Regions from separate parts of the Mus musculus genome. Here region 2 is linked to region 1. A link is a loop called in an ENCODE intact Hi-C map of the cell type or tissue named here. Cell type or tissue: gastrocnemius. All regions are shown on one strand. Links, peaks and the distances in the headings refer to the core of each region. The heading gives the core; the rest is flanking DNA.

What was found. Peaks named below come from ENCODE experiments on the same cell type or tissue, not always from the same donor. Only the 100,000 strongest peaks of a DNase experiment are listed, where the experiment ranks them.
Region 2: a loop joins it to region 1, with 2.3 times the contacts of the local background. A loop is called at or near these places in 2 of 42 quality-filtered maps.

What each region holds. Positions count from the first base shown.
Region 1 is chr12:83,106,251-83,121,097 of GRCm38, forward strand. It overlaps Rgs6 (regulator of G-protein signaling 6), which reads left to right. Exons shown (of 17, transcript NM_015812.4): 14 at 508-633; 15 at 9,863-10,049. Among named protein-coding and RNA genes, the nearest start is that of 1700030I03Rik, 7.7 kb to the right of the region's middle. In gastrocnemius, for the core only: a CTCF peak has its summit at 8,336; DNase peaks (open chromatin) are centred at 7,992, 8,345 and 8,588.
Region 2 is chr12:83,292,608-83,307,454 of GRCm38, forward strand. Dpf3 (D4, zinc and double PHD fingers, family 3) reads right to left here. Exons shown (of 11, transcript NM_001267625.1): 7 at 1,755-1,892. It also overlaps the pseudogene Gm18872. Among named protein-coding and RNA genes, the nearest start is that of Gm51988, 150 kb to the left of the region's middle. In gastrocnemius, for the core only: no CTCF peak of the experiment used is centred there; DNase peaks (open chromatin) are centred at 9,242 and 9,984; H3K4me3 peaks cover 925 bases; H3K27ac peaks cover 987 bases.

The DNA.
Region 1 (14,847 bases), core at 6,831-9,330:
TGAGAGCCATGCGTTTATAACCCGGTGCATCACTTAACTCTTATCAGAGGCCGGTCTCTCCTTTCTATATTGAAGAAGAAAGATAAGGAGCCAGGGTCTTAGACAAAGGGCTGGATTCATGAGATATCCTGGGGAATAGAAAAGGAGCCAAAAGGATAAGAGTGGAAAGTTGGATCTGTAACTGATGGGAGTGGCATGAGGAGGCCCCCTCAGTCCATCAGGGGTGGGGACAGCTTCCTGTCCACAGCAGTCACTTGCTGGGTGCTTTGGTGACCCTCACCAAACAAGGAGTCTCCACCTGCCCATTTTACACTGACGTGTAAAAGGGCACACATGGAAATTGTGTGGGTTCTGTATCCTCTGTCACTTACGCCTGAGATGATTTTCCCTCATCGTCAGTGGCAAAACAAACGAGTTGCTTGGGAGCACCGGACAGGGGCTTTGTTTTTATTTGTTTGTTTGTTTTAAATACTGATCATCTTTCAAACTTTCTCCTCCAACCCAAAGCAAAGAGCCCAGCCAGCAGCGAGTGAAGCGTTGGGGCTTCTCTTTTGATGAGATACTGAAGGACCAGGTGGGGCGGGACCAGTTCCTCAGATTCCTGGAGTCAGAATTCAGCTCAGAAAATCTCAGGTAAGTAAACATTTGGATTGTATTCTCTATCTCTCTCTCTCTCTCTCTCTCTCTCTCTCTCTCTCTCTCTCTCTCTCTCCCTCTCTCCCTCTCTCTCCCTCTCCCCCTCCCTCTCTCTCCCTCTCCCCCTCTCTCCCTCTCTCCCCCCCTCTCTCCCCCTCTCTCCCCCTCTCTCTCCCCCCTCTCCCTCCCTTTCTCCCTCTCTCTCTCCCTCCCTCTCTCTCTCTCTCTCCCTCTCCCTCTCTCTCTCCCTCTCTATCTCTTTCTCTCTCTATCTCTATCTCTCTCTGTGTGTGTGTGTGTGTGCACGTATGTGCCCGCACACAGGTATATTTGAATAGTCTGACTCTCCATCTCTCTTTCTCAATAAAACATCATGGGGTGGGAGGTCAATTCAAGTACTGGCTTCTCTGGCTATGGTTGGAATGGAGGCTTTATTTATTTATTTATTTATTTATTTATTTATTGGTTTGGTTTTTCGAGACAGGGTTTCTCTGTGTAGCCTTGGCTGTCCTGGAACTCACTCTGTAGACCAGGCTGGCCTCAAACTCAGAAACCCACCTGCCTCTGCCTCCTGAGTGCTGGGATTAAAGGCATGTGCCACCACGCCCAACTGGAATAGAGGCTTTTAATGAGATTAATAGCCAAATGGCTTTGATAACACCATTCTTCGAGTAAAACTATGGAGGGGCTTCAGGGTGAAAAGGCAGCTCAGAATACTCATTCCCCCAAATGTGCCAGCTCTAGAGATTGAGGGTCCTTGTATTGTTAACAGCAATTGTCAAACAATTTATTGTTAAACAGAAAGGGGGCATCGATGGACTCAACTTAGAACCCTAGCCCTAGCAAGTCAAGTCAGTGTGGTGTAACTAGAGATCGGACGATACCCACTAATGAAAGTACACACTTTCTTCTAGAGAAGAATTCTGTCACTTCCGTGTGATTTCTGGATCAGAGGATGCCACAATACCTGATTGTTTCTGTAGGCCCATAACTTAGGAGGAAAATATGCAAATAACGACTATTTGCTAGGAGAAGAAAAAAAAAACATCTGGGAAATGAGAGCTGCTGTGAACTAAAGAGAGGGCTAAGGGGAGAGCAAAGAAGTTCTTGCTCACAGACAAGGAGGAACTGTGGACTTACTGAGACCCCCCACCCCCACATCAGATAACCAGGGGATACAGACTGTGATTAGGTATATCACTAGGTGAGACCCCTCAGTGATTGTCTTAGTCATGGTCCTCAAAAACTGCCAGGATGGATATATCCACTAAAGGAGGATCGTTAGACTCACGTACAGTACGTGATCCAGTTAGTCCACCAATGGCCCTCACAGCCCTCATTCAGTCCATGAGACTGGATATCTCAACAGTCCCAGCTTGGCACTGAAGGCCTGGAGGTTTCTGGAGAGCTGCTGATCTTCAGTCTAAAGATTGTAATATTGGTGAAGAAATTCCACAGCAACAGAACACACCAATCCAATTCAACAAGCAAGGGCAGTCATGCAAATGGCAGCATTTCCTTCATCCTCTTATTTGGGCTGCCACCAGAAAGTGCCACTCACATTTAGAGTGTGTCTTCCCCCCACTTCAAATAGTTTGAGGAAGAAAATTCCCCATAGGAGGGCCTAGTGGCTTTGTTATGGTTCCATGTACAATCTGCTTGATGGCCAAGATTGGCCATCATAGTGGTTCTTAACTGAGAGGTGCTGTCTCCACAGCTGAGGTCCACTACCAGCACCGCAAAAGCCCAACCCTGTTTGCACCAGGTTTTCTTTTACATACTAAGCTAATTTCCATGTTCACATGATAATTTATAAAATAGACTTCCATTACTTTTTGAATTTTTAAAATAAAAAAAAATCAAAGTTTGTAATGTTGGGAAATGAACTATATTCTTTTATGTTAATGTGTAAAATCCAGATCATGCATCAGGTGATGTTTATGGCAAACCTAGGCTACAGCAAGCCTAACCAGGGTCTGCTAGGGAGTACTAGACAGTCAAGATGTGTGAACTCCCTCTGCAAACAATCTTGTAGGTCCACAAAGAAAATACACAAGAAACTGTTATGTTACTAGTTAAATACAAGGAAGTGTAGCCTCTAGAGCCATTTTGGAAGTATTTTAAGGAAGGAGAAATGGATGTGAGGGAAAGTAAACACAGCCTAAGCTTGACTTTGAAGAGTTCACAAGACATCACAGGACCAAGTGAAAACAGGGACTATATTCTAAGCCACGGCACTGAATTAGCCATAGGTGGGTATTGGATAAAATGTTTCTGTGACCAATAGTTGAAACAACTCAAGGGGAAAAATGTTCACTTTGGCCCCTGACTACAGAGGTTTCCGTGGATGCTGGTGGAAAGGGTGAGACAGCAGACACATTCGTGGCCAAGGAGCAGAAAGAAAGAGAACACCTGCACCTTGGGCGTTCCCCTATGCCCGCTTTCAATACATCCATGCTCCCAGCCTATGGGGGCAGTGCAGCCCACATCCAGGCTGTCTTCTCCCTTAGTTTATCCTCTATGGAAATGCGTTTCACACACACACACACACACACACACACACACACACACACACACACACACACACTGCAGATCTGTGCTTCACTGATCCCCTAAACCCTTCCCAAGCCAATCAAGTAAAAACCATAAATCAAGATGAACTATCTGTCACCTGGTGCCATATGACTGCCTGGCCATGCAGTCCTGAGATGATGTCGGTACTCATGGTGTACCTTTGCCTTTCTGATCAGCCCCGTGCTGGCTGTGAACTAGACAAGGTGATCTTACTTCAGGCTCTGCTACAATAGTTCTTTCAGCAGTCTCTCTAGAGCATTCTAACCACAGCTCAGGGGGTTGCTTTGGTTCCTGACCAGGCCTGTGCAACAGAAGCCCTGACTTCTAATCATCTACACTAGGTTAACACCTAAAACATCACCTGGGGTCAAATCCAAGTACTAGTTTCTCTGGCTACGGTTGCGATGGAGGCTTTTAAATGGGATTACATAGTCAAATGGCTTTGATAACGCCATTCATCTAGTAAAACTATGGGACTGTGGGGTTTCAGAGTGAGGAGGCAGCTCTGAGTACTATTTTAATGGATTAAACAATCCCAGCCTCCCTAGGCCATGCAAGAAACAAGCCGTACATTCCCATCTGGTCTCTCTGTGGGGTCAGCCAGTCCCAAACTCCATCTCCAGCTGGGTCCCCCATAGGTCCTTCTGTTCTGTTCTGGCTCCACGATGGAATGATTCAGAGTATGTCTCTTGTTGGTTTCTCAGCTCGAAAGTAGACTCAAGAGCCCTTTGACACCCGAAATCTCATAGATAGTAAGAAGAATGACCATAGAATCCTATTCACCATGAAGGCCCAAGGGGTGTCTACTTGCTTAGCTGCTCACTGCAGTCTGCGGGCTTTGCTGACAAAAGCTGCAGCATAACCTGGGCCAATTTTCCAATAAGACTAAGTCTCAGGAGATATGCATGACACTGAAGTCCCAAGTGCACTGACGAGTGTGTCCCTGGCAGGTGTTCCCTCCCTTCTGCTATTTCCATTTGTGCCTCTGCCAGCAGCTTTGCCTGGTGCCAGGAGGGCTACATTTAATCTTGGGTGAAAGAATGTGCGTGCACACGTGTGAATGCGCCAGCCCCCAGCCTGCATGCATAAATCCAGACTTAAAGAAGGTCCCCTCTGATCCACGACAGGAAGGTAGATAAAGAAAATAGAATAGCAGAGTGAAAAAGCACAGCCCGGGAGCTTCCCGTAATCCTCTCCGGAGGCCCCGGTTCTGTGTTGATGGTACTCAGAATAATTGGACACTAAGAGGAAAGTTGAGTTTAAGTCACACGACTGGAAGACCCTTCAATCCCTTATCACAAAATAGCTGTTCTCATTCCCCCCCCCCCCTCCGTTCATTCCTTTCATTACAGACCTTGCTAAACCAATCCATGACCCAGGTTCCAAGGTCTCAGGGTTAATCTGTCTCTGCCCCTTGTCCACAGTAGCCATGCATGGCTGAGCAAGTGCACCTTTATCATGGTCTTTGTGCACAGTGGCCCCTGGGAGCTGGGGAAAGTGTACAGCTTGAGGCTCCTGTTTGCCTGTTACATTGGTCCTGCTGGGATGTCCCCTCTCCCCAGGGCTGGTCATGAGCCCCGGATGCTGGAATCAAAACAGAAGAAGAAAAAGAGAGAAAGAGAGGAAGCTGGGTATATTGCAAAGTGCTTTCCTATTTCTGTCTTCTGGTGCTCTTCAAATCTCTCTAGCACAAGGGATATTTCATTCAGTCTTACCAGGCACAGCATATGGAGTGTCAGCGAAGTAGCCAATTGGTGAAATTTACCCTAAGACTTCAGAATAATGAAAAGAGGGCCTCAAAGCACTGCCTAGACCTTTCAAGGAACGTAGTTGTGATGACATAGTATCACAGGAAGGCCCCTTCTGATCACTGTGTACATGGTATATGAACATGATCATATAGATGCCTGAATGAGTGTATGTATGTGCACATGGATGCACATACAAAAGTCTTCAGAAAGCACAAGTACAGATCAGATGTCATTCTTGATCATTCTCCGCCTTATTTTTTGAGACATGATCTCTCACTGAACCCGCAGCTCATTGATCTGGTAGCCTGGCTGGCCAGCAAACGCCAAGGGTCTTCCCTGAATGACACGTGCACACCTGGCCTTCCATGGGTGCTGGGGATCTGAACTCAGGTCCTCACACTTGTACAGAAAGCAGCTTACTCCACACCCCTCCCCCGGCCCCGATCTTTTTCTTCAGGGTGGGTCCATGAGATGCCTGAGGATAGAAGAAGGGGGCAGGTCCAACCACACACGTTGCTATGACTGTCTACACCAGAGGCCGCTCATCTCTTGTTCTAAGCAGCCAAGCCAAGTCCAGAGTTGAGCTGCCCTAGAACTGTGGCCACTCCTGGGCCAGCAGGTTGGGAGCCTCACAGTCCTGAAGCGTGCCCTACAGAGCTGACTTTATCCTTTTCCCTGTTTTGTGAAGTCCCTCCACCCCCAACCCCCAAAATGGTGACAGTGCCATTTGCCCCTGCTCCTGCTCCATCTTCCCTGTACAAACCTTTGTCCTCCTGGCCTGAGACCCTCAGCTGTACAGCAGGGCATGAGTTAAAAATCAAAACCTGCAACAAAGAGCGTCCCCCTACATTTTTTATGAGCTGTAACATCTCCTGAGAGGGCAGAGTTGTTCTTCTAACCTGCAGATTGATGGCCCTACTTCCACACGGTGTCAGCTGAGGGAAGAAGCAATTAAAGCAAGCACAGGGGGGTGCCAGGTTTTGCCTCAAGAGCTCCATCTCCAGCCATAGCTTCAGCAGTTGCCCCAAGCCCTAGGAAGACCCCAGAAGTTTCATTAGGGCCAGTGGGGATCCCACAATAACCAAACAGATGACAAGTCAGAAGAGAGTGACTCCTGAAAGGCTGTGGCTAACTTCAGCAGTGGCTCCTGTCCTGTGCCAAGCTCAGCTTGGGCACTGTTCATGCTAGTTGTTCATGGGGGCAACCCCGCATCCCAACCAGACAAAAAGCTCTTTTTTTTTGTCCATTGTTCTGAGTCACCCAGTGACCAGCAGAGGGCACAGAAACACATCCTTCTGCCAAGGAGTTCACTTTTTCTCTGGGAGCAAGCTCAGGGCTGTGTTGTATAGCCTCTGAACATTCTAGCTAGTGAAAAGGCAGGTAAGCTGGTAAGTGCGGAGATGTACAGACCTCCTGATGGAATGGTAAATGATCGATGGCGCATGGCTTCTTGTGCGCTAGCCAGTCTGGAAGAGAAAACCCCCATTGCTTGTCAGCATCTAGGGAGAAAGGGAGCAAGTGAGGCAGTCCTGGACCATCCTCCAGTTCCATGGACCCCAGATGTTTTACCCTAGTGCGTTTGGAGCAAGCTGCCCTCTCCCAAGACCAGTTTCCTCTCCTGCATTCATTTCTAAGTCACGAACACAGATCAAATGCCAGCACAGCACCACCTCTCTCTGCTCTGACAATTGGCAGTGGCTAGGGGAGAGGCAAGGCAGGTGGTCTCCACACACCCTGGAGCCACCAAGCCCTGCCAGTCCCTAAGGCTCTCTGCTTCCAGCCGAGGGCTTAGTGCAGGATGGTTGCATTTGATGGAGCGGCTGGCATTTGACAACTAACCGCTTCCTCAACGGAGCGGTACCTGCAGGCTTTTGATAAGAGCAGCCATTTCTCTATCCTCAATGGGCCACCCATCCACAGAGGATACACAGAAGGAAGCTTTTGTGGCTCTTTGGCAATGGGAGGGCAGGGAGGGGGTTGGCCTGAGCTCCCAGTTCAGCTCAGACTGGCAAGGCAAGAAGAAGGCAAGCACAAACCACAGCCTGTTCTGCATTTCAAATCATCACAAAGGTTCCTCTAAGCCAAGATGGTAAACACATAAGAGATGTCAGGATGCTGTTGTGACAACATTTTTGCTGTCACCTAGGAGAGACAAGGTAGGTCATCTCCAAGACAGACAGAAGGCTGGGCTGAGTCCTATGTACACAGAAAGAGAAAGCTGTCCAGGGAATGTCACTCTTATACACTCTGTGCCCTCCCCCATCCCTTTCTCCCTCCTCCCCCCACTTCCCCTTCTCCCTCTCCTGTGACATGCCTGCTGTTTTTCCTTGTGTTTTGATAAAGCGAAAATTCTCAACTTGAACTGATGGAAGAAATCTTTTGATTTCAATGTAAAAATATATTTGATTTGATTCTGAAGTTTGCTTTGACATCCTCTCTGCTCCTTCTGTATACTCTGGGAAGGATGTGCCATACAGTGCCTCTCTCGTCCTTCTGCAAAAGGCATCCTGAAGCCCCCTGAAACCACAGGGGTCTACAGAGCCTAGAAGCTTCAGATATTCTCAGGGCCTTCCCATGGGGTCTCCATGGCTTCCTACACAGCAGACTAGATTAGCAAGGGACAGATGGTAGAAGGTGACCTCCCAAGTGACACTGATGGAGGAAGCAAACAAACAAAAAAATCACCCATGGACCAACTATTTGTGCGAGAAGTCACGGAAGCCCCACAGGCACAGGGAGAAATATGACCCAGAAGGCTGTCCTCAGCCAGAGACTTGGCCCAGAGGCCATTCCATGCTCCTTTATTGACCCAGTAGGTACCATAAAGCTCTGCGACTTCTCTCCCTGGAGGTAGATGAGATCCAAGGAGGGCTGAAAGGCAGGAGATGAAAAGAGCATCTTCGAGGCCAGGCAGCTTTTATCCCCAAACACCACTCAGGGTGGGAGTTGAAATCCTAAAATCTCAGGGTGGGAGGTGGTGATCCCAGGGTGACTGGCCTGCCGCTTGCTTGTTCCTTGGCTCCCACCCAGGTGCCTGGAAGCATTCCAGAGTTAAGTGTGGCTGGGAAATCATCCAGGGTCCCTCTTCCTTCACCCACTTTGTACCCATTTCCCAGATGATCAAAGTCTACCTGGAACAGTACAATTCCAGACAGCTACAGAGCCAGGCTGAGAACAGAACTGACTTCCCTGTTTTCTTGATAGAGGGGTGTTCTTTTCTTCTTTGCCTTCTTGGCTCTTCAGGTTTGGGGGGGGGGTTTCTTTAAAGAGATCATTAGATTCCTAAAGGGCAAACTGGGAAAGTTGGAGATAGCCTGGAATCAAGCACAATGTCCCAACGTTCCTAGTGGAAATGGGGCTGCATTACTTAGGTCTGCCACTGGGTGACACCTTTGGGCCACACATCTGTGAGCTGCAGAAAAACACGCAACTCCTTTTTAAGAATAAAAATATTTAATACTATGAATAAGCAAGTACATCTTTCTTTGGGTGGAATTTAACGGCAGATTGAATGGCCTTTCTGCCTTATGGCTCATCTGAGTTCACCCACACCCACACACACACACACACACACACACACACACACACACTCATGTCTGTGTTCTATTGCCTGTGGCTGTGCACTGTACACTCGGCACAGCAGTGGATCCTTCACTGTCTCACTGAGGACACAGGCCTGTCCCCTTTGCAGGGGAGGGTGTGCCCTCCAGCCCTGGGTGCCACTGAGATAATGCCTTGGAGAATCCTGGAGCAGGGGGTGCTGGGGTTGCTTTAACTCACTTGACTAAAGCTCTCAATGGAACGTGTTCATATGGGGCTCTGTCCATAGCTGAGAGATTCTGGGGAGGCAAGTGGAAGTAAGGGTGGGTACTTTTCTCTCATACTCCCTAAAGAATCTTTTGGTAGAGATGCCTCTCCAGCTTTATGTCTGACATATCCCCTCTAAACTGTTTATTGAGGACCTACTAGGTGCCCGGCACCATATTGAGAACTGATGTGAATACCTGCCCTACCTCCCCCCTCCACCTCCACCCCTTGTTGCTCTCTAACATGAGTGGCTGGCTCATTCTAGACAAAATGTCTTTTATAAATTCAGGGTTCTGCATGCTTTTGGGACATGTTCCTTTTAATTTTTTTATTTTATTTTATTCGTGTGTGTGTGTGTGTGTGTGTGTGTGTGTGTGTGTGTGTGTGTGTGTGTAGATACCTACCTGTTTATATGCACACCACATGCCTACAGTACCTGTGGAGGCCAGAAGAGGGAATTGGATTCCCTAAAACTAGTCACAAGGAATTGTGAGCTGGCCAGTGTGGACGCTGGGAACAGAACCCAGGTGCTCTAGAAAAGCGGCAAGTGCTTTTAACTGCTAAGTAGACGCTTTAATCTCTTTTTCCTATTTTGGTGTCCCTAAGTGGCCCCAGCCAGATTTGACAGCAGGGCTCACGTTGTGTAGAGATCTGCATGAAGAAGAGTTGATGTTTCAACCAAGCAGAGTTTTTATTTCTGGAACACTTGGTAATCTCTGGAGATATTTGCTAGTTGTCGTAGCTTAAAAGATGCTGCTGATACCTAGTAGGCCGTGGGGAGGGGCTTGGGACTTGGTGTTCTATCTATGAGACAGCCCCTCTATACCAAAGAGGAATCCCCCAGCCTGAATGGCTATTGTGCTGGAGTTGAGAATTCTTTACTCAGAGGGAAGAGGACATCTTGCCAGTCCCCAGAAGCTCACATCTTCTTATGTGTACTTTTATTCTGTCCCCATCAGTACTCTCTGTACTTTTAGCAGTCCTGTGGAACTCACATGTGGCGTCAAGACAGGCAGGGGACACACAGCATCAGCTCTGGAACCGTCTCTAGCAGTGTCCAAATAGAACTGACTGTGTTTCTGCTTGCGCTCCAGGTTCTGGCTGTCTGTCCAAGATCTCAAGAAGCAACCTCTACAGGACGTGGCCAAGAGGGTGGAGGAAATCTGGCAAGAGTTTCTAGCTCCCGGAGCCCCAAGTGCAATCAACTTGGATTCTCACAGCTATGAGATAACCAGTCAGAATGTCAAAGATGGAGGGAGATACACATTTGAAGATGCCCAGGTTTGCTCATTGACCCAAATTATTGTCATAGGGCATTCCTTAATCACTTTACAACTCGATCCTTTAATACAAATCAGAGGTTTTATGAGTAGTTTGACCATCAGCTTTCACTATTTATAAGTCAGTCAGTAGAAACTGTGCCAGGTAAGTGTACAGTGAAATCCCAAGATCTTCTTGTTAGGTTACATTACTACACAGATACAGAAATTTATAGTTCTTCAAGTTAGGATGCTAAGTGGAACTGCACCCTGGGAAACCCACCGTGAGTTGAACTAGTTTAGTAAAATGTACTCACTACGCACGTCAAAGCTTATCATTTTCAGAACACGGTCAGGGATCTGCCCTTTTCCTCAGGAGCACAGGCTAACTGGGAGCTTCAGCTCACTCACTATCCAGTGTCTAGAAAGAGGATCATACCAAGCAGCACTAGTTGGAGAAAGATCCAGATCTGAAATCTATTGAGTGCCCATTGCTTATGCACCGTTGTAACTTCAGGGTACTGTAAGTCAAACGGCTATATATTGTGGGACCATTTGTATCTGTCTTATCTTTTCTAGAGAAAAAGAAAAGTGATTTACAGAATTTTACAAAATCTAAACCCCTCTACTAGATAGGCTGAAAACAATAACATGACACCGTTAAAGTGGGAATTGGGAGCTGGCCAGGTCAAGAATCAAGTCCACCCCTGTCCAGCTGTGATGCCCACACTTTGCACTGCTTCCATGGTGACTGTCCCCAGGCAGTGTTTTCTGGGTGTCTATATTCCAGGCCCTGAATAAAGGTGAGATACCACAAAGAACAGATGAAAGCCCTTGTCTTCAGCAAGACCCAGGTGAGAGAGACAGACAAATCAGTAGGCCATTTCAGCCGTGGGAAAAGACCCCAAAGGTGTGAGCTCTGGTGTTAAATGGAGACCACAGGATGAATTCGACCCTGCAGGGCCCTGTCAAGATGCTTACAGATGCTATACACAGAGAGTTCGAGTGGCTTGCCCTGCCACTACCATCCTATTTAGGATAGTCTACACTGCTATACCCATGCAAACAGTGACATAAGGCCATGACCAGTGTCCCTTGTCACTCGCTCAAGACTTCAGTCTGAAAACAGCTCCTCACCCACACCTTTTCTCCCCCATCTTGGTGTCCACTAACAGGCACGAGTGCCCATGTTGGGCAGATTTGACTCAGTCTTCACCCAATGACATCATGAGGCCCTCGTGGTCTTGGTAGCTTTGGAGTAAAATCCTTAAATCACAAGGACTCTTCCCCCCGCCCCCCGCCATATCTTTGTATATGCTCTTGAGGACAATATTGATGTGACTCCATAGGCGGGGGGGGGGGGGGTGTGGAGAAGCTCTTTGAGGAAGCCCTGTGCAGATGGCCTGAAACACATGATGATGAAGTTATAAGGTTATGAAACCTCAGAAAGAGACACTGGCCAAGCCATGATGTGCCCAGTCTCTGTGACACCCCAAGTGTTTCACCAGGGAAGGCTTGCTCTAGCATTTCCTCATGGAAACTCTTGAACATAAATGAGGGGAAAGAACAAAAACACAAACCTTTATGAACCTCAATATCCAACCTCAAGGGCCATGAGTATGTGACCAATCTCCTCTTTGCTGTGTCCCCGCCTACACTTTTACCTGCTGACCAGTTAAGACAGTACCCTTTTTTGTTTTAACATTGCCACAATACCATTGTCACGATTTAATAAAGTGTCCATAGCTCCTTAATACCGTCAGACAAGTGTATGTACTTTTAACAGTCCCATAAATAATTTTTAAAACACCATTTAAAACCAGATTCCAAATAAGGGCTGCATAGTGCTATAAACCAACATGTGTGTTCTTAAAGTATACTTTAATTCTCTTTCTCCCCTCCCCAACCCCTGTGCATATTTGATGAGGTCAGGCCACCCTGCCCCCTTCCCTTCATCCCCTCCTCCCTCCTCTGTGGATATTTGACAACGTTGAATGTTTCATCCTCTGAAAGCTTCAGTCTGGGTCTTTCTGGCGATGGCCCTGTGGTGCCACACAACATGTTCCTCTGTCGCCCACATTTCCTATCAATTGGGTGTTCAATTTTGACATTTAATTAGGTTTCACTTTGACTTGTGGACTTTATTGTGCTGCCCTGTCACAAGGCATGCAATGATGTGTGTGTGTGTGTGTGTGTGTGTGTGTGTGTGTGTGTGTGTGTGTGTCCTGTCACAAGGCATGCATGCAGTGATGTCTACGTGTATGTGTGTCTGTTCTGTCACAAGGCATGCAATAATGTCTATATGTCTTTGTGTGTGTGTGTCTGTCTCTCTCTTTTTCTCTCTCTTTCTCCGTGTATGTGTCTGTGTCTAGCTGTGTGTGTGTGTGTCTGTCTGTCTGTCTGTCTGTCCGGTCACAAGGCATGGCAGTGATGTCAATGTGTGTATGTCTGTCTGTTCTGTCACAAGGCATGCAATGATGTCTGTCTGTGTGTGTGTGTGTCTGTCTCTCTTTTTCTCTCTCTCCGTGTATGTGTATATGTCTGTGTCTGTCTATCTGTGTGTGTGTGTGTGTCTTTGTGTGTGTGTGTCTGTCTTTCTCTTTTTCTCTCTTTCTCCGTGTATGTGTATATGTCTGTCTGTCTATCTGTGTGTGTGTGTTTGTGTATGTGTGTCTGTGTGTTTGTGTGTGTCTGAGTGTGTGTTTGTGTGTGTGTTTGTGTGTGTGTCTGTGTGTTTGTGTGTGTGTGTGTCTGTGTGTGTCTGTGTGTTTGTGTATGTCTGTGTGTTTGTGTGTGTGTGTTTGTGTGTGTGTGTGCCTGTGTATGTGTGTGTGTGTCTGTGTATGTGTATGTGTGTGTGTGTGTGTCTGTGTGTCTGTGGTGTGTGTGTCTGTGATATCTTAGCCATTTTCGGTGTTTCTTGCTGAACTCCATTAGTTAACTGGGGTAGTGAAATCATGACGTCCTCATTTTAGCCTTCGTTCCTTGTAGATGAGCTGCAAGGCTTCCAACAGGAGGGATTCCTCTCAACTGCCCCTCCATTACCTACTATTACAGTCCATGTAAGAAGGGCAGGAGAACATTTGATTCTTTCTTTGTTGCTGGTTTCCAGCACAGTGAGTGACCTGGTATCATCCTCATTTGGTGACTGATGGGAGTTTTTGTTTTGTTTTCAGTGTCTTTTAAACTCATGAGTTTTGAACACATTTAATATGTTTTATGATCTATTTTACTGATTTTTTTTTATTGACGCATGAGTTTTTAACCATGTTTAGCCAGTTGATTCCTTCTGATATAACCGCATCAATCTTTGCTGTCATCCAAATAGCAAGGAAACTCCAAGCTTCTGTGGTCTGTCCTGGATCTGGAAGAAGCCATGTCGCTAAGGACCCCCAATTCTTCTTAGTAGCAAATGCTTAGTGCTCATGGTCCCTGGGTTGTTTGTTTCTCAGTATTTTCAGTGGACAAGCTAGGAAATAAATTGTAATGTATAATAAGGATACATTTAGCTGAACACATTTGTAAAGCCAGCAATTGGGAAGCTGAAGTAGGGAGATAGTTGAGCGTTTGAGGCCATCCCACCTCCCCCACCCCATCTCGTGTATGTGTGTGCGTGTGTGTGTGTGTGTGTGTGTGTGTGCATGTGTGTGTGTACGTGTGCATGTGTGCGTGTGCGCGTGTGCTTGTGCGTGTGCATGTGTGTGTGCATTGGCACTTTCAGTTTAGGTATAGAATTGCAGGCAGTTCTCCTAGGCCTCTTCTTTCTTACCGCCATTTCTCCTCCCTTTATGCTCAGAATCTGGGCCTCAAAACCCCGCAGAGGAAGTGTTACTCACATAACTGTTACTCACTCATCTGCTTTCTCCTATTTCTCCAGCATAGTCTGAGGGCCAGGCTCAGACAATGTGATCACAGCCTGTGATTAACCACTACGTAGTTGTCCATGGTATAGAGGCACCATGGTTTGCTTAACAAGTCCTGCCCTCCTAGATGCATGTGTTCTTCCTTATCCAAGGGATACTTGATAAGAGAACTTGAAAAATATGTACGTGATGCCTTGCTAAGATACTGAATACCTGGCCTTCGTGAGTACAGGTTCTGTGTGATCTTTCAGGTACTTCTAAATGCATTATGACCCAGGCAAGCCTGTGAGGTAGACTAGACAGGAAGATGTATCTAGACCTAACTTGTATAAATTTAAATAAATCTCTCTTCCTAAGCCTGTTCCCATTCTTAGCCTTTTCTCTGTTACTCACATAGAAGTGTGTTTCCACATATAATAACACACTCGTCCTAACAGCCTCTCTTTGGGAATGTCATCTAATGTTCTGGCTAGTTTTATGTCAAACTTGACACAAGCTAGAATCATTTAGGAAGAGGAAACCTCAAGTTGAGAAAATGCCCCTACCAGATAGACCTTTTTATTTTTAATTGATTGATGATTGACATGGAGGACCCAGCCCGCAGCCCGTTGTGGGTGGGGTCATCCCAGGCACATGAGCCTGGGGTGTATGAGGAAGCAGGGTGAGCAAACAATGGGAAGCAAGCCAGTAAGCTGCAGAGCTCCACGGTGTGTGCTTCCTTTCCTGCCTCTAAGTTCTTGCCCTGAGTTCCTGCCCTGTCTTCCCTTCGTGATGGAGTGTGCTCTGAGAGACGTAAGATGAAACTAACCATCTTCCTCCCCAGGTGACTTTGGTCACAGTGTTCTATCCCAGTAATTGAAACAATAGCCAAGACACCAAAATTCCTTAAGTCTTCCTTTCCTCTCCTGTAGAGCGGAGATCTAGCAGAACTTCCACCTGGGGTGAGAGGTGACAGAA
Region 2 (14,847 bases), core at 7,819-10,318, 190 kb after region 1:
AGAGCTCGGGAGGCAGACACAGGTGACCTCTGGCACTCTCCACAGCCAGGGTCACCAAATCAGTGACTTTTACATTCAGTGAGAGACTTGGTCTCAAAAAATAAGGTGAAAACCAACTGAGAGCACATGCAAGTGTGACAGAGGCACGGGGAGAGAGGGAGGGAGGGAGGGAGGGAGGGAGGGAGGGAGGGAGGGAGAGAGAGAGAGAGAGAGAGAGAGAGAGAGAGAGAGAGAGAGAGAGACTACTAGGGTAAGTCCTATCCAGTTTGCCTGGTTAACATTATAAGAAGAGGTTGCATCGACCCCCCCCCCCAAAAAAAATCAACAAAATTACAAGACCCCAGAGCATATGTGCACAGAAAGGGCAGAGGTGTCACAGGACAGTAATCTGCAAGCCAAGGAGAGGAAGGAGTTCAGGAAAACAACCTTGGGTTTTCAATCCCCCAGAACTATGAAAAAACTAATTTCTGTACTTTAAGACTCCAGGTCTGAGCTATTTGACTGTGTTGACCATAGCACACTAATAAAGAAGTCAGCACTACCAGTGAACATGGGGTGTAGACCAAGAAGCACACACAAATCCAAACAAAGGTCTTGGACAAGGGTGTGTCCGTGATTTCAAATACTTAGTGACAGTACCCATCTGGAGTCAGTCAGTTAAGCTGACAAAGTCAACCACATAGGAGTCAACTTTAAATTTAGAGTCTGGGTACTTTTAAAAGTCAGATTCTTGGTTCACTTTAATACACACACACACACACACACACACACACCCCAGGGATTAGAGAGGTGGATCAGTGGTTGAGAGCACTTAATGCTCTTTCAGAGGACCCAGGTTCAATTCCTACATGGTGGCTCAACCATCATCTGTCACTTTGGTCCCAGGAGATCCAACACACTCTTTTCTGACATCAGTAGGCACTGTCCATGCATGTAGTGAGCACACACATGCATGCAGGCAAAATGTTCATATACATGAAATAATAAAACTATATCTTAAAAAAATTAAAAGAATATGTACCAACAAACTGCATAAAGAAAGCAAAGCCCACACCATCCATCCATGAATGCCCTTCCCTCCAGCGATCTCAGTAAGACCCAGATCTTGAAGCAAGCTTAGCAGATTCCATGGCCACATCCTGCTTTGAGGTTTCTGGCATCCCAGCAACCATAATAGATGGTAGGAGAACCGGTCGAGTGGTAAACCCTAAGTTCCACTTTGATTCCTAATTCATAACTAGAAATTGAGGAAGGAGAGAAAGAATAGACACACAGATCTGCAGGGTCACTTTGAGTCTTCAGAGCCAAATGCCATTCCAAGTGACATATCCATCAAGAGCTAAGTAGTGATCCATTCAGGAAAACCATAGAAACCCATCAACAGACATCAGTCAGTCTCAACCACTGTGAGCAGACCTTCTGAAGCCAAGGAAAAAGGTGGACAGGTCTAGCCTTTGACGGTGGCCCAGTGAGGACACTCCCCTTCTGCTGGACACTCATGAGTCAGCCCACCTCTCTCTGGAACAAGGCTGACCACGTGCATTCTGACTTGCTTACTCTTAGCTGGCGGCTCAGCTCAGCCATAGGTGTGGTTGCAGGCTGAACTTAGGGGTCAGCTTACTGCAGACCGCTGGAACCCATCATAGATTTTTTTTTTTTACTGCCAGATGCCAGAGTGGAAATAAGAAGATGGTCTGGTCTCCCACACTACCTGCCCCAGCCCTCACACCCTAACCTTACAAGTGGAAACTCACGTCTGTGGTTCTCATTTCTGTGGTTGGGTGGGGATCGGGTCTCCTGGTCTTGGGCTTCGTCTCCCTCCTCGCTGGCCAGGTGAGTATGAGCGTAGTGGTAGCTGAGTCCTGGCCGGTTCTTGTAGCGCTTGCCACAGACTAGATAAGCAAAGAGAAGGAAAATGTCAGCAACTTCTTTGGTCACTCTCTCATACTCCGGGGCAATGGTCCCCAGTTGTCTACACCAGAGCCAGGCTTCCCCTTAAAAAATACTTCCTACCCTCAGACCCATACCACTGTAACCACATGGCTCATGGACACAAAAGAGGTGTAACAATGCAGGGACTAAGGGCGGTCAGTGTAAGCGCCACCATTCTGCCTGCAGAAACCCTGGGCAAGACAGAGAACTGTTCAGTGCCTCTATTGCTTCAGAGAAGAAATGGGAATGTTAACAGGACTTACCTCATTGACCCTACACAGCACAGAGTGCTTAGGTAAGCGCTGTTGGACTGTGTGTTTGCTCTGGAGCTAGGGATGCTAGGCAAGTACCCAGTTACTAAGTAAGCCATACTCCCAACTCTGCAGAGAGCCCTGCAAATGGCGCTGAGCACACAGAAATGGGGATTATCACATAGCTTTTGAATCCAATTATCACTGGAAGCCTATCCAGTCCAACATTTCAGGTCATCAGCGAGACAAATGAGGCTCAGTCACACAAAGTGACATGCGTGGAACACACAGCAGCGGAAGAGCCACCAGAACCCCAGGTCTCCTGGATTCCTCGGCAGTGACCCATCTGCTGCCCCCGTGGTTGCATCTGTAGGAAGCAGGAAAGTTTCCATTGGGTAAGACTCTCCGTGTATCACCCTGTGATTTACGCCAGGAAAAATGTGCTCTATCCTCACCACCAACACAATGAGACTGAGGCATTCAGGGGGCTGTCGTAACCAAGAGCTTGTGACCTCAATGCTCCAATTAGCCTCTGGCACCCCAGGCCTCTCTCAAATGAGACAACTTGAGACAAAAGGCAACTGATAACACTAAAATGGCATCTTAGAAGCAAGAAGAAAGGGGGAGGGGGGTTACTTGGTACTCCCGCTGCTCCAGACTGAGAGAGCAAAAGGCAGGCAAAGTGACCTCGGGGCAGTCCGCCAACGTGCCTCCCACACACTCAGCCCAGACCTCAGGCTTTGGGAGTGGGATTGTCAAGTACAGGAGCTTTTGGGGTCTTCAAAGTGAAACCATGGTCCCAAATGCTCATCCTACTTGCGCTCACAGACGACCAAGCAAGGTGGACTTTGCTTGGGGCACTGGGGAATGAGCTGGCTCTGAGGGACTGTCTCCCAGATCAGAGACCATACTGCTTCATGGGACTCAGACCTGAGCTCAAGCCCCGGTTCAGTAGCCGTGACCATCACTGTAAGGAGAAGCGCTGTTAGGCACTACCATAAGGACTTTTCAGAGCTTGCCTTTTCCTCAGATTCTCCTGGGGTTGGCAACATTACATAGCACCATCTCTTCTCTCCCTTATTTAAATAAACTAATTCTAATTAGCATAATTCATCCTGAGTAATAGCCAGGACAATAGTTTCAAATGGCAGAATTGGGCATCTCCTACTTTTATGAACCTGGATCTAGTGTCTCCCTGCTTTGAATGACTTGGTCGCTAATTTTTAGCTTTTATTACATTTAAGAATTTCCTATTACTCCTGACTTAGAATCTTATTATAGGAAAGTTTTTATTGACTGCCCTTTAAGCATCTGCTAATACTCAGCCTTTCTTTAGTTTATGGATATGGTGAGTTAGGTTGGTTTCCTAATATTTCCTATCATCGAACCATTCCTGCGTTCCCTAGAACATGCTCCATTTGGTCAGAGTATATTGTTCAACTGATACACTGCTGGATTCAACTTGATATTGCATCTGAACTCAGATGTGTAGAGCTTTAATTTTTGAACTACCTTTGTCAGAGCTCAATTTTATAGTTATATCAACTTCCAAAGTGAAGTAAGAAAGTTTTGCTATGTGAAACTGAACAAGATATGTCCAGTTTCTGGGTGCCTTTTTTCTGGGAATGAAGATAATAATGCTCATTTTGAAGCATTATTATGATCTTAATTAGAAGACTGTAAATAGGATTTGTTAAGAATCTTACTAAGTCTAACATAATAGCTGTTCAATAAATGTTAACTAATGGGCAAGAGACATCAGCCTTGTTTGTCACATCTTAAGGGCTGGACCCTCCCAAAGAAAAACTTTGATCTCTCAACCTGTTCTGTAGAATCTGGCATTGGTTGAACATCCTTGATGAGTGTTTAAAATTCAAGATGGGGGCCTAGCAGCTATAAATTTAAGGTCCCTCCCTCCCTCCCTCCCTCCCTCCCTCCCTCCCTCCCTCTCTCAAAACAAACTAAGATGGTGCCTTGCATCTCAGTTCCATGTGACTTAGGAGGCAAGACCTAAAGAGGCCCCTGAGATGCACTCTCTGCCTGCTTGTGGCTTTTTCCATTTAACCTTTTAAATGATCTGAGTTCAATAAGCAACAAATTACAGGGCCATTGGATGTGAATCTACTTAGTCACCAAACACACGTTGATGAGGATGCTTTCAGTGTTAGCACAAGGCAGCCTGGGCCCTCCCCAGATCCACCCATGATCCTAAGTGAGCTGTTTGTGCATTGCTGGGCCAGCCAGTGCTTTTTTTTTTTTTTTTTTTTTTTTGGTTTTTCGAGACAGGGTTTCTCTGTATAGCCCTGGCTGTCCTGGAGCTCACTTTGTAGACCAGGCTGGCCTTGAAATGAGAGATCCACCTGCCTCTGCCTCCTGAGTGCTGGGATTAAAGGCGTGAGCCACCACGCCCGACTTTTTTTTTCTTAATCGTAGAATTTCAAGATCTTAACTGTCACCAGGACTAACCATCCACTAAGATTATCCCACTAATACTCCAGAAGCCTGTTCTTGGACTCCAGGGATAAGAACTCCCCACCCTTCAGGACAGGTGCCCCCCAGGACTCGAGTAATGATCTTGTCTATGCCTGCAGTCTTCCCTTCAGGGTGCTTCCCTACTGACTTATTTGATGTCTGCAGCTCAGCCTCATCTGCTGCCATGCACATTCTACAAAATATATTTATTCATTGGCTGGTGAAAGGACATAGAAACAGTTGTAGAAGAGACGAGAACCAAGAGTGGAGGCAAGCCTGTAGTATCTTATCCATCTATCCACAGTGTGGTGGTTTGAATACAGTTGGCCCCTATAGACTCATGTGTTCAAATGTTTAGCCTTATAGGGAGGGACACTATTAGGAGCTGTGGCCTTGCTGGATTAGGTATGGCATTGTTGGAGGAAGTGTGTTACTGTGGAGGTGAGCTTTGAGGTCCCTATGCTCAAGCTATGCCCAAGTGTGGTACACAGTCCCCTTCTGTTGCCTGCAGATCGATATAGAACTCTCAGCTCCTTCTCCAGTACCATGTCTGTCTGCACAATGCCAGGCTTCCTGCCATGATGATAATGGACTAAACATCTGAAACTGTAAGCCAGCCCCAATTAAATGTTTTCCTTTATAAGAGTCGCCATGTTCGTGGTGTCTCTTCACAACATTGGAATCCCTAAACTAAGACAAACACTAATGGCTCTGAAAGCCTATAAAGCTAAACTCAAGTGGTTCATCCATCTCCTCCCCTAACACTGTAGAGAATGGCTCTCTAGAAAATGAATTCTTTTGCTAGAGCACATATTCTCAACATGTGCTTCCCAGACAAGCACTACCAGCCTTACCTGGGAACTTGTTGCAGAAACAAACTCTCAGGAGCTCCCCCACCAGCCCCTGAATCGGAAGCAATGGGAATTGTGGGGGATACTCAACCACCTGTTCAACATACCAGGGTCCCACATTGTCCTGGAAGTTCTTAGTTCTAAAGCTTGAGAAGATTTAGGCCTGACTAATCAACCTGGTCTACCTACTTTCCTAGTGTGTGTAGGGTGTAGGGTGGAGTCTCCCTTGAGGCACAAGATTGGTCACTAGAAGATTCAGATCCAGGCAGCTCAGGAAAGTGTCCTGGAAGCCAGACTCCCTTATACAGTGCCTTGTCTTTTGTGGCTCATTTGAACAGTGTCTGTCAATTCGTCCCTAGACCTTCAACAATGTACTAATTAAATGCTAATACACGCCAGCTCAGTGTTGATGAAAAGAGGAAGTCAAGGAACCCACATCCCTCTCTTCCAAGCAGCTCTCGGTCTAGCCAAAGAGATGAACGTATAAAGGAGAGATAGTGCATGGCTGTGTGAGCAGGGATGGCTGAGAGGGGTATCTGAGACAGGCAGCAGACAGCTGGAGCTGGGGGAGAATGGATTCCTAGGGTAAGAACCCCTTGCAGGAGAGCATGAGATGAGCAAGATTTACCTGCGGCTCCAGAGCCTAGCCACTTGGTACTGAGAGCCATTTGAGAAAGCTGCAGCAAAGGAAAGGGGTGGGGTGGAGGGAGCTAACAAGAAAGGCACAGTTCATCCTGACTGTGAGGGATGAAGGGAGGCAGTTAACCTGGAGGATCAACTTAATCTGGTCCATATGTTAGCATACTGCTTACAGGATGAATTTAAAGATGGCTGGACACTATTTGCCTTGCTGGTGAGTGGGGGGGAAATGACCTTATGGGTGGAAATGAATCATGAAGAGAGGGGTCAAGACAGAATCTGGCAGAAAGCAGAGTAAGAATGGTACCAACTAACATGGCTGTCTCTGGGGTGCACTGCCCAGACCTGGCTTCATCTGGCACTGGGTTCCGCCTCCTTCTTGCCTTCCTGTATATTTCTTAAGCAGTTTTCTCCTTACCACAGAGCCTTCCAGTGTGCTCATCCCTCTGCATAGCCTAATCCCCACCCCCAGTTTGCCTGATGAGCATCTAATCACCCTTCGGCTCTTAGTTCTAATGCCCTTCCCCAGGGAGGTTCTGCCAATCATCAGGACCCTGGTGTTCACCGTCCCAGGTCTAATCCACATCACTCCTACAGGCAACCAGTGAGACAGACCCTGTACATTCGCACACACTAACACACCATATCCACAGTGGTCAGCGTGGGATCTGACTGCCACAGGCACTTGGATGTCAGCTAGGGGACGTGAATAAGGCACCCAGATCCCTGATTTGGGTGAGCTGTTAGAATGTAGGAGAAAAATTAGATTTAAGGAAGAAAGAAAATGGGTTCGGCCTATGGTACTTTTATTCTTATGGAGAGGGATGTGGCTGGGCTACAGGCACCCTGGCACTGGAAGTTACGGGTGTTAAGATACAGCAAGGGAAGCCGTGGAGAGGACCCACAGAGGTAGAAACTTGAGATTCCTTGTTTTAATTGGGTAACAAAGACTCACATGATGGCCAGACGCATGTTCCACCGAAGGAAGGTTTCAGGACAGAAGAAGCACAGAGGCCCCAGCTGGGACTCTTGAATGCAACAAGCAAACATGTTCAGGGCAGTCCAGTCCCATGGTGAGGGCTTGAATGAGAAATGTCCCCCCATTGTGGTCTGGGGCATTCAGACACTTGACCCCAGCTGGCAGGGCTGTTTGGGAGGCTTAGGAGGTGTGGACTTACTGGAGGACGTGTCACTGGGGCTGGGAGGTGGACTTTGAGGCTTAAAAACTTCAAGCCATTTCAAGTTCACTCTCTCTGCTTCCTGCTTGTGGTTCAAGATGTGAGGTCTCACCTGTTCCTGCTCCCATGATTCCTTGCCGTGCTAAGCTCTCAACCCTCTGAAACTAAAAGCCCAAATAAATTCTTGCTTCTATCTATAGTGAGAGTTTTAGAATTTTGCTTTCCTTTTAAAAAAACAAACAGAAATATAAGATTGTTTTTGTTTTAATCCCAGGTGTGGGATGTGGGGCTGCTTCAGATGTCCACAGCAGCTGGCTAGGATTTGCCCACTGCTCTAGCAGGGGCAGGAGTCTGGCGGCTGTGGATAGTTTTTGATGATTGTGTGATGTTTGATGTTCTGGGGACTTCTTGGGGGTATATAAATGCTAGGGACCTGAGAGGCAGGGTGGGGTGTTGGTCACAGTTTGTTTAAGTATCATGCACAAAGAAACAAAATGAAGAAGAAATTAGATATGCTGACGGCAAAAATCAAACTTGCACCAAGGAACTCCACACACTAATCAGCAGGAAGCTGTCTGACAATGATGTTACCCCCTTTCTGCTTCATGACTTTACTCAGGAATCTCCTTCTGTCCCCCCTGTCTTGTCTAGTGTTAGGGGGTTGAAAGGGTGGATAAAAGGAGAACCGCAAAGTAGCAAAAGACAAGCTACATCCATGGGTTTCCTTGGTCACGGTGTTGTATCACGGCAACAGAAAAGTAACAAATGCACAAATCTTAAAAGTGAGCAGACTGAGGCTTAGAGGCAGAGGCACTAAGAAAGGCCAAGAAATGGAGACCAAGAGGGGACCATTGCATATGGCCGTTGGAAGGCCACCACAGCAAGAAGATAATTCATGGCCTTCTGGAAGCTGAGACAAGGAAATGAGGATGTACCAAAGGCTAATAGACTACTCCTTCCAGCAGAAGACAGGGCAGCTGGCGAGGACGGGGACTATAGCTAGGAAGGAGAGGGATATAATGAGTTACCAGGGTGGTCTGTGAGCAGGGCACAGGCTGAAGGGAGGCAGCCGGGGAGGGCAGCTTGAAAGGCAAGCTAGGAGGAACTGGGGTTAATGGAGAAGACACTGAGCTCCAGACAAAGCTACTGATACTAAGACCTAGTCTTCCAAGTGACATCATCACAGGGTAAGAGAGGAGGTCAATCAGAGTGCGACGGAATCAGAGTGCCACGTTTTGATGGGAAGATGTGCTTTGGAAAGCCTGTGTTGACTGCTGTAGGCAAGCTGGAGAGGACGCCGGCCTCCTGTGTTTAATCCTACTTTCCAGTCACTCCAAACACTAAGGGCCAACTTCATAGGCAACTGATCTGGGCAATCAGAATGAGCTTTGCACTGGGTTTCATGTTCTTTGGCTACCATCTTGAAATATACTTCCTGTGTGTGTGTGTGTGTGTGTGTGTGTGTGTGTGTGTGTGTGTGTGTGTTCATGAGCATCCATGCATGCATTGTGTGTGCATGCATGGAGGATTCTCTCTATGTCTTGGAGCTCACTGTAGGGTAGACTAGCAGGCCAGTGAGCCCCAGGAACACCTGCCTATATTATCTCCAGCGCTCCGATTCTAAGCACACATCCACCATGCCTAGCTTTTTACATGAGTCCCAGGAACCAAACCCAGGTCCTTTACACTTGCAGAGCAAACAGTTCACCAACTGAGCGCTACCTCCCCCCCCCCACCCCTTCTCTCTCTCCAGCCCCTGTGGATCTTATCTTGCCTCGGAAATCAGGGAGTGGTGATGTGGGAATTACTCCAGTGAAAAGCTTTAAATCCACCAGGGTGAACCTAGGCCCCGAGCAAGCATGGCTGAGTCAGAGAGTGGATTCCTGGAAGTTTGCCTAGGGCAGGTCACTGGTCGTCATGCCAGTGTGATCAGCTGTGCTGGCCTCGGTCGGTTTTGTCATTGGAGAAGGGGGAACTGCACGGGCATCTGAATAGTCTACATCTGAACTGGGTGGGTTCAAACTCTGCCTGAAACTGCTAACGGGCATGATCTCCTCCATAAGCCGCTAAGTGTGCCCGCACCTGCATACCCTCTCTGGAACGGGGGCTCGCTGCAACAGCACGCCTACCTCACCACAAGGAGAAAGATGTAAGACAACCATTTAAAAGTGGATCCATGGTGAGACTCAGTCACCATCAGCTGTCACCATCCCCCACTGCCATCGGAGGGGCTCAGGCGAGCACAATAAACCCCAACAGGGAGGGAGCTGGCGTGTTTCTCCTCCAAAGTCTGGGGTAATGGGGTAGGGTAGGGAAGAAGGTAAGGAGAAAAATAACATTCTGAAAATAAAGTACTGTCGCCATCTGCTCCCCTCTCATCAAGTCGGCAATCCTGCCCTGGAAGGAGCTGTCGCAGGGAATCAGACTAAACCCCAAGACTGCTGAAGCATGCAGAGAGGGCTGAACCCCCAGCTTCCCGCTATAGCCTCCTTCCCCAGGGCCCACTGCTCTACGTCATGTGTGCCTCTGCAGCCATCACCCCTGGGACCAGTCAGCCCCATCTGCGCTCAGCCTAAGGTCCTTCTTTTCACCTTGGCAAGCAAGCACCTGGATTTTGTGTTCCTGGCGCAGCGCGTGTGAAGAGCAATGGCTGTGACAAGGGAAGTCCAGCTTGCCTCCCTCTCTCTCCTTCCCCCTGGGGCAGATCCATCTGTCAAGCTGCAGAAATAGCTTTGCCCACATTCCTAGTCCAGAGCTGGGTACTCCACATGGGACCTCCAGGCTAGAGTTACGAATGCCATCAGTGTTGTCCCAGAGCAGGGACAGCATGTCCCCTAACCCCCTACCCTACTCCAATCGTTGTCTGGGGCTGGGTGGAGGGGGCTGGAGGGGAGGGGTGGCAGTTTCTGTGAACAAAGCCGGCTTCAGCAGACAGCAGAATCCTTCCTGCCGGGGAGAAGCGGCTGCCTTCCCTACTGATAACTTAATGACTCTGGCACATTTTCATCAGCCCAACTTGGAGCACGCAGTGGGTATCTGAGCCAGTGGTTCCCAGAGACTGAAAGCAGCGACTGAAAGCAATTACAGGATGAGTGTCCAAGAGACAAAGCCGAGGCCTTGGGAGCCACAAGGCGCATTGCATTCCCAGCGTCTGCCCATGGCACAGACACACAGCCCCTTCCCTCTACAGCCCAACTCCTTCAGCTAGGACGCAAATCACAGCACCCGGCATCTGCTGCTGGCCGGAGGGCATCGTAACTGCAGTCAGGCAGCCTCCAATCCCTACCACTTACAAGATGTGGATCCCATTTTACAGGTGGGGAACCTAAGGGTGGGAAAGGATAAATGGCTCCCCAGATTGGCAAAGCCAGGATTCAAACCCAGGTCTGTCTGTCTGTCTGCCTTTGCAGAATACAGCTGCCATGTGTTTTCTGCTTGTCACTCCTGTCCCCGGCTCTCTCAGTGCCTGGGGCTGACCTCCATAGCTTGCTTTTCCCAGGGGCCTTCACTCTGCATGATGTCATCCTGTTCACTTCTTCAGAGTGGAACCCACAGCCTGCAGGGCCTCACGCGTTCCGTTTGGTCAGAAGAACCATGCACTAACAGGCTGGCTGATAGACGTTTGGAGCTCTACACACCTGGCCAGCGCCCCTCTTTGTCCTCTTTGCAGTACCATCTATGGGTAAGGAGAGCCCCCACCCAGTTGCCCAGTAGGGAACAAAGTGAGAAAAGTCCTGTGTGATGCTGATAAACTGAGATTGAGGCAAAAAAAAACAAAAAACAAAAAACAAAAACAAAACAAACCAACCCAGGAGAGATGCATCTCAGGGTGGGCTTGTTCATCCCTAAGGACCATTTGAAACAGCTGGGGTTTCTTTAAAAGTCAACAATGGCTCCACAGGACCCAAAAGAAAAGAATGAAAGATTCATCCAGCACCTGCAACATTTGCATCTGCAGTTGCCTAAGTGCCTCGTGCAGGAGCCCCTTTCTGGCAAGCCCAAGGCTTCCACACTAGGGTGGGCCTCCAAGGCTGGACTCCAGATGAGCTGGTTGCCTCCGCGAGCCCTTTGGATCCAGTTCCAGCTCTTTTACAAACCCTCTATACATCCCTGAACAAACCACACTGTAAAAATATTGAGCCTCGATCAGATTCCTTCTAAGTCCTCTCCATTCTAGTTCCTCGTGGTTATTCTCTCTCAGCCTTGAAAGGTCTGTGTGCCCCCTGAATCCCTTACCCCCTCGGCTATGATAGAAAAATGATATAAGCTCCTAGCCATAACATACGCCCAGGGTCTGCTGACTCCCATCTCCCCACCAGCCCAGCAAGGCCAGCAGCTGCATTCCTGTGATGTCAGGAGCTGGGGGAGTAGAAATATCCTGACATTTCTGTAGGGTTTTTTTTTTCCTTTTTTGCAATAAATTCTCATGTAATGTAGGCTAGCCTTGAACTCACTATGTAGCTAAAGCTGGCCTTGAACTCCTGATTTCTTTGCATTCACCTCCCAAGTACTAAGATCACAGGTATATACCACCACACACAGCTGACATCCTGCCTTTTTACAAACAAACATCTCAAGGCCTGGCATTGTCCTTTATTGTGTGAGTCCAGACCCAGGACCCAGTAACCACTGAACCCAGCTGTAACTAAGGGCAGCTGTCCTGCTTCTTTAGGAACTTATATGTGAATATGGCTTCCAGTTAGTAGCAGGAAGAAGAGGGAAGTCTTTCATTTCAAGATGCTATGTAACTTGCATCTGAGCACCCAGAAGAGAGATGCAGACAGCCTCCAAACCAAACTGTTTTAAGTTTCCCACCCTACTGAGAAACATGGCAACAAAAAGCTGGCAATTTGCCCCGTGACCTAGGGGAAGTGACGTCACCTAAGCCTTAGTTTCTTTGTCTGTAAAATGGAGGTCATGAGTCTGTATACCACAGAGACAGGGTGAGGCCTGGGTCAGTCCGAGATCATGAAGGACACATTTGGGGCCTGCCCGCAGCATGGCATCCAGAACCCTAGCCATTTTTGCCAATTCACTCAGTTCTATAGGCTGCATCCCTGGATCTAACAACTCCAAAACCTGGTACACAGAACACAACCAGGGATTCCCCTGGGGTGATAAGTGCCCTTGTCAGTGTGTATAAAGAAAATAAATATCTATTGGCAATATCCATGAAGAGGGCAATGAACTGATGCCTTTCCCCACTCTCTTACTGAGCCTTCCTAGAAACTCTAACACTTGTATCCACGTTATTAGTTTTGGATGTGTCCAAGGTCACAGCTAGGAAATGACATGGCAAGGTTTCAAATCCTGGGCTTTTGACTTCAGAACCATCTTCTTTCAACCATCCTCTCAAAACAGGGTTTCTCTGTATAGCCCTGGATGTCCTGAAACTCACTCTGTAGAGCAGGCTGGCCTCAAACTCAAGAGATCCGACTGCCTCTGCCTAAGAGATCTGACTGCCTCTGCCTAAGTGCTGGGCTTAAAGGCGTGTGCCACCACTGCCTGGCTTAACCATTATGTCTAAGGCAGTGTCTGAGTCCCCATTTCTAGGGAGGCCCATGTTACCATGTCTTTAATTAGTTCTTTAAATAAATAATAAAATATAATTCAATTACACAAAAATAATTTAACTAATAAATATAACGGTCAACATTCCTGGGGGGAATAAACAGAGAAGAGTCAAGAATCAGAGCCAGTTACCATGGTGGCAGCTCTCTCCTTCTTGGAAGCTTGTGGGTGTCCCCCCTCTGGGGACCTCTGTCTACCTGCTAGGTCTGGATGATGACCTGAGGAATGCTGTACCAGTACAGAGCAGACTTTTCATGACTCCTAAGTCACCCCGTGTGACCTTTTTGTGACCCCTAGCACCTTTAGGGAAACAAAAGTCCATTGCTTCTGTTAGACTTTCTGCCTGGGCCTCCTGATACTTCCCGGCTTTCCTGGCAAAGTCCCATCACTCTCCAAATGTCCTTCTTTCCAAATGTTCCACTCAAGCCTCCCTTCACGTCTCAGCGTATCGAGCTCCAGGTACCAGGAATCATTGATGCTTCTCTCTCCCCCGCTCACAGGCAACCCTCTTGCCTCTTGCTCTCAACCATAGTCAAGTCTGCAGGGTCTCTCTCTCTCTCTCTCTCTATCTATCTATCTATCTCTATCTTTCTCTCTCTCCTTTCTTTTCCCCCCTCCTCTATCTCTACCTCTGTCTATCTCTCTGACTCTCTGTCTCTGTATCTCTTCTTCCCCCTCCCTCTCCCTCTCCGGAGGCCAGAAGACAGCATCCACCATCACTTCTCAAGCACCTTCCACTTATTTGAAGTGGACAGGGTCTCTCACTGGCCTGGAACTTGCTAAACAAGCTAGGCTTGCTACCTAGCAAGCCCCAGAGATCTACCTGTCTCTGCCTCTCCAGCACTAGGATTTCAAGCTTGGGTACCATATCCAGCCTTTTCCATGTGGGCTCTGGGAATCAAACTCGGGTCCTCACAGTTTCAAGGCAAATGCTTTACCAGGTGAGCCATCCCCACCATGCTGTGGGGTTCCTGTCACAGGGCCTGCTTTGTTTTCTTAATTCATTTGTTCCTGCTCTTGGTACTATCCAGGCTTCTCCTCGTTTTCTTATACATGACTGGGCTCCAGGCATCTCACCTGAATCATCCTATAGATTAACTTTTCTAAACATGCCCCCAGTTTGACAGTATAGTCACTCTTCGGATGAGCCCAGCCTGGTGTCCTGTAATCCCTCCTGCCGTAGACACCTGATACACACTACCGCACACTCTGTTCTGGACAAGGTGACCTGTCTCTTGTCCTGGCAAGCTCCTTCTCCAGCCATTCATCAAGGGTTTGGGATAGCCCTGTGCTATGGATTTGGTACCGATGGCCTAGGACATGGTCCTTGCCTGAGATGGTACGCTGTGTAGCCTGAGAAGACATACACACAGGCAGACTGCTAGCACATAGTACGAGAGGGAGCTTTGTGGAGCACTCTCAAGGTCCACATGGAACACATCGCATCGTTTACCAAGGATGGAAGGGGTGGGAGGAGATTCACAGCTGCAATCACATCCCCCCTCTCCACTTACTCCCTGCATGACCCTGGGAGAGTTATTGACCCCTCTTCTTCCCAGTCCTCGTCTTGAAGATGGCAATGACCGTAGTTTCTATCTCATGACCCTTCTGTGAGATTGAAATAGCTCACATAGAGGAAACTCATAGAGCATTCCAGATCCATAACCTACGCCAGGAACCATTGCTATTATGACTTCTCTACACACCTCTACAGAAATTCTTCTGTATCCATGGAGACAGGAATCCATTCACTCTGTACTCATTTAAATCTGACTGGCCTTGAGATATATCCTCTGACCATCCCCCCCCACACACACACACACACACATACACTATTCTTCCTTGTATGACTAGCCTGATATCTCCAGGTATACTTAGAAAGAAGAAAGAGCTATGGTGGAAGAATGTTTCTTCAACCATATCGTATGCAAACCCTTTATCTATGTCCTCACT